2 separate regions of the Homo sapiens genome follow, and region 1 is linked to region 2. A link is a loop called in an ENCODE intact Hi-C map of the cell type or tissue named here. Cell type or tissue: heart right ventricle. All regions are shown on one strand.

Region 1 (2,500 bases), 190 kb after region 2:
GCATTCCAGGAAGAAGACCTTAGTATCCTGAATGAAGAGAATGACATGAACCTGAAGAGAAATGGATGAATTAGGGGAGATATTAAAAGCAGAAAAGTCAATAGGACTCAGTGATTTATTGCATGGAGGAAGTGAGAGGGAGGGAAACGTCAAAGATGATACAGGTTTCTGTGCTGGGCAACTATATAGGTTCTCTTCACTGATAGAGAAAATATTGGAAGATTGGAAGAGCATTAAGTTTGAGGTAAGGTTAAGGTAAGGAAGGGACTAAGCTAAGAGCCAGGTTTAAAACATGTTGAGTGTAAGATGTCCTGTGGAATATGCAAAAGGAAATGTATAATAGGAGTTGAACATATGGATCAGGAACTCTAGAGAGAAATCCGAGTTTGAGATTGGTATATGTGCATGTATCTACATACATATTACTTTTGGGGGAGTGGAAGAGTGGAGCAGTAGGCATGCTCCATATCAGATAAGCTCATCCGAAGAAGTGTGTTGAGATTAGGAAGAGTAAAGGAACAGAAATGGAACCCTAAAGAACACCATCACTTGAGAAATAGACAAAAAGAATAAGCAGCTAGACATGTAGAAAACAAAACTAACAAGTGTACCGAAGCCAAGAACTAAAAATTCAGAGTCAGTAGCAGTAAGTGCTACAAAGTGGTCATTTCAGATTAGCACTTCCAAACATTTTCTGAATTTAGCAAGAGAGTGATTATTAGTAACCTTTGTGAAAGCAGACTCAGTAGAGGGGTGCAGGCAGGAGGCAGGTTGCAGTGGGTGAGGGAGGCATGGCAGACAGTGTGTGCCAACAATGGTCTCAGCCTCGCTGTGAAAAAAACATAGAAAGATAGTATGGGAGTTAGGAAGGTGATATTCCAATAGGCAATATAGAGTTGAGTCGAATTTTAAAAAATGGTTAATTGCTTCTAGGAAAGATTAGCAATTAGGAGACTCCCCCTAATTGATGAAGCCATGTCCTTGAAGAGTTTGCACTGGGTGGATCTGCAGCCCTGGAAGCTCTGGGGAAGGGGTTGGATACAAATGCAGATACATTTGTTGGGGGGTAGAGCAGATAGAGGAGATCCTCACTCGGTGGTTGCTGTTTTCTCTGTGAAGTAGGAGGCTGGCCCACCTGCCAGCAGCGAGGAGGAAGCTGGTGATATAGGGCTAGAGGAGAGAAGAGAAAGGGGAAATGTGTGCTGAGAATCATGAGGCGGGAAGGCCTACTGGGAAAATATGAGCTGCCTGGACAGCTTACGGTTGGAGTTTATGAATTTCTATAAAGCAACTTTAAAACAATTTTTAAAAAATCACTGAAACAGCCTTTTGTGTTTTCAAAACCAGTATTAAATAGGATCCTGCATTTAACGCACTATTTCTTGCCTGGTTCCTTTCCTGAAGTGCTTCTCTTTCCTCTTTCCACCGCGCCCCCACTCTAGTTGGCTAGTAGAGAAGATTTTTCCAGCTTCAGACAAACCACTTTTCCAAGAATACATGGAACAGATTACAGAAGCAAGTAACAGCCTGCTTACTTCCCCTTCTGCACTTGTATGTACGTTCAGCTGGAGTTCTGAAAAGAGGAAGTCGGGAGAACATTTTTTTCTTTTTAAAAGAAAGATTGGAGAACCACGGAGCACAAGCAGGTAGAAATATTGAAGGAAAGAGAAAGAAGAGAAAATGGAAAAAATACTGAAAAAAAAAAAATCATGAGCCAGAAGGTAAACCAAAATGATGTCAGAGACTAGGAAAGGAACAGAGAAAATAATCTGCCTTCTAACCTAGCCTCTTAGTTTGCTACTGAAATACAGCGTTCTTGAACTGGAGCCCTCACTTCTAGGCAAAACTAACACCTAGGCCACATGGAGATAGAAATCTTCTGTGAATTCAGCTTCTCCCCCCTAATTTCTGTATCAGTGACAACATATCCTGGGTTTTTATTTCTTTCTTTGACCTAACCTTTCAATTTTAAAATCAAGTCTGAGTGCCTAGAGTATCTGAAAAAGAAGGGGACCAGATCTAGTGCCATTCAAAAACATTTAATGAGCACTTTGTATATATAGGTGCTGTTCTGGGTACTGGGAACTTGGAGAAAAAGAGGAAACAATCTTTGCCGTTGCAATATGATTTCTCCCAAGTGAAAGGAGACTATTGCTTAGGAATTACATAGGTGCAGGACACCAACTCTCAGGCATTTAATAGCTAGACAGACATTTATTAGTGACCAGCTTCTTATAAAAAATAAAAAGCTTGAGTACTGCCTTAACTGTGCCATAGCTTATATCACCTTCTCCTAACCTCTGTCCCCTGATGCTTCTAACTCAGATTTGCCCCTCCACCTCACCCCACAGTAATGCAAGCAGATACCAGCTGAAGCCAGAATAGAATGGATAGTTATCTAGGGAGATAAAGTGACAGTGTTGCTTGTTCAGGCTATTGTTCAAAGAAGCACGTCTTTTATTTATAGACATTAGAATTTAAAGGCATAGACAGCCAGAGC
Region 2 (2,500 bases):
AATTTTGTTGTTTTTGCTTAGAACAGTTTTGGCTTCTCTGGGTCTTTTGTGATTCTATATAAATGTTAGGATTATTTTTTCCATTTCTGTGAAGAATGTCTTTGGTATTTTGATAGTGATTGCATTGAATCTGTAGATTGTTTTGGGTAGTATGGACATTTTAACAATACTGATTCTTCCAATCCATAAATTTGGAATATCTTTCCATTTTTTTTTATGTGTGTTCTCTTTGGTTGCTTTCATCAGTATTTTATAATTTTTATTTTAGAGATCTTTCACTTTGGTTATATTTATTCCTAAGTATTTTATTTTACTGGTAGCTTTATAAATGGGATTACTTTCTTGGTTTCTTTTTCAAATTGTTTGCTGTTGGCATATAAAAATGCTATTGATTTTTGTATGTTGATTTTGTATGCCGTAACCTTACTGAATTTATTTATTAGTTCTGATAGTTTTTTTAGTTGCATACACATGTATCATGGTTAGCATATATCCACATAACTTTTTTTGTGGCATCGTGTGCAATACGTACATTACAGAAAAATAAATATATTTTGTTGGTTTGTGTGTTTGTTGATGTCTAAATGATAAAGCTAAGTAAAAACTTATAAACATGATTATATTTGTAGCAACAACTTTTTATCAATATGGACACCACAGAATTTGTTAGATTATCTCCTTATGTGGCCTTTATAACCCATTTCTAGAAAGGTCAGAGTAAATTATGTTGTTTAAGCTATAAATTATCTATTTTTTTCCACTTGAGAATACCTTTTCCCCTAGGCAAGCATTTCTGCTTAACACAAATAGGTTTTAGGTCACAATTATTAGATGGCATTGCAGAGTTGATGGAATCAACACATCATGACTTGAAATTCAGGTCTGGGCAGAGTCTAGACACTTGTTTTGGTAATAGGAATATCTGGGCTGTTCATATACAGTTAGCTCACATTTGGACAGAAAACCTTTCTCCGCATTAAGATTTCGAAAGCTTTTAGCCTCTGTAAAATGTCTAGTGGTGCCGAATAAGAATAAGGGAAAAAAGTTCTTGTAGAAAAACATCCTTTCCCTTGTAACCAGTTCCTATTCACGTAAGAAGGTAATAGCTATTCCTTCATTCAGTAATGAAGTTGAAGTAATCCTCCAGGGTACTCATTTTACACAAAAACAAATTGCAGTTTTCATTTGCATCACTGGGTGGCGATTTTTCATAGCCTTATACTACTATTTAAAAATCCAGCAAGCATGGCACTATTCGTAATTACCAGGGTTTTCTCCTGTTATGACATGTTTAATTGTACTTTTAAGACATTATCTTTAAGTTGATTACAAATTTACTAGTGTAGTGGCAAGCTCATAGTTATTTTAAGTTAGGAAAAGGGATATTGCGTAAATGTTAGGATATAATTCCTTCCAAAACTAAGACAAAAGCATGAATTAGCTTATTATGTTATAGCAAAAAGAAGGAAAAATAACAACAAAAAGTAATAGGATATAAATGAAAAGGAACAATTTAGATATTGTTGTTGGTTCACTAATATTGTTGACCAAATATTGAATATAACTTTGAAGCAGGCAGAATGAAATTGGGCAAACACTATTGTAGAGATTAAAGGAATTGGGTTACAGTACAAGGGAAATGCATCATGGTTTTCAGAATATGCAGGTGCTTCTTCAAGTAGGGCATAAGAACTTCTAGTTTCCATTAAGCTAATTATTTTGTAACACTTGCTGAATTTAGAACCAGAATTTAATAATTCACAGCAGCTTGGATTTCACCTTTTAAAATACTTAAAACACATTGAAATATGTAATTTAGTCTCACCTTCTGTTTTCCAGTCTCAATGATCAGTCAGATATTGAAAATAAGTGAGTTATTTTTAAGATTATCTCCTATGGAATTCCTCATTCTGGGAACCAAACCACATATACATACTTCATTTAAACTATCATATTTTTATATGGAACTTTTAAAGGTAGTCTCTTCATCGCTGTGTTGTTTCCTTTATTTAAAAGTGGAAATTTAGCTGTATACATAAAAATTTACATTCTAAGGAATGAGGGACAGTAAGTCACTTTGATTCTGTCTAGGGTTGAAGGCTTTAATTAAAACAGTGACAAAAACTAAACAGGTTTTCAACATGTGCTTCCTATTTTTATTGCCTGTTCTTACAAAAAATGTATACCAGATCTTTAAAAAATTAGAGTGTTTATGGATTAAAAAGTAACTTACCCTATCGCTGTCTCCTTACCCACGTATCGGGATATCCAGAAAAACTCGATTTACATTTAATTTACTTAGCAGTTTTTGTGTTTTTACTTTTGACCTTTAAATTGCAAAGCAAGTATGCCAGGATTTTTCAACTAACTTCATGATGTAGATGCTTGTTTTTCTATTAAGAAATGTGGAGTTGTGTGTCTAATGGATAGAATTAACAGTATTTTCAGTCACTGTTACCTGATTCTGGTTTACCTGTTAATCTAGCAGCGTTTCAGTTTC

What was found. Hi-C counts contacts between places; a loop is a spot of excess contacts. Peaks named below come from ENCODE experiments on the same cell type or tissue, not always from the same donor. Only the 100,000 strongest peaks of a DNase experiment are listed, where the experiment ranks them.
Region 1: it touches region 2 in a loop (1.8-fold over the local background); 4 of 110 quality-filtered maps call a loop at or near these places.

Annotation. Positions count from the first base shown.
Region 1 is chr7:7,866,888-7,869,387 of GRCh38, forward strand. All of the region lies in intron 3 of UMAD1 (UBAP1-MVB12-associated (UMA) domain containing 1), which reads left to right. Among named protein-coding and RNA genes, the nearest start is that of GLCCI1-DT, 100 kb to the right of the region's middle. In heart right ventricle, no CTCF peak of the experiment used is centred here; a DNase peak (open chromatin) is centred at 1,433; H3K27ac peaks cover 1,784 bases.
Region 2 is chr7:7,680,482-7,682,981 of GRCh38, forward strand. The region is part of intron 4 of RPA3 (replication protein A3); the gene reads right to left. The region is part of intron 2 of UMAD1 (UBAP1-MVB12-associated (UMA) domain containing 1); the gene reads left to right. Among named protein-coding and RNA genes, the nearest start is that of RPA3, 37 kb to the right of the region's middle. In heart right ventricle, a CTCF peak has its summit at 1,193; a DNase peak (open chromatin) is centred at 1,197; H3K4me3 peaks cover 359 bases; H3K27ac peaks cover 2,306 bases.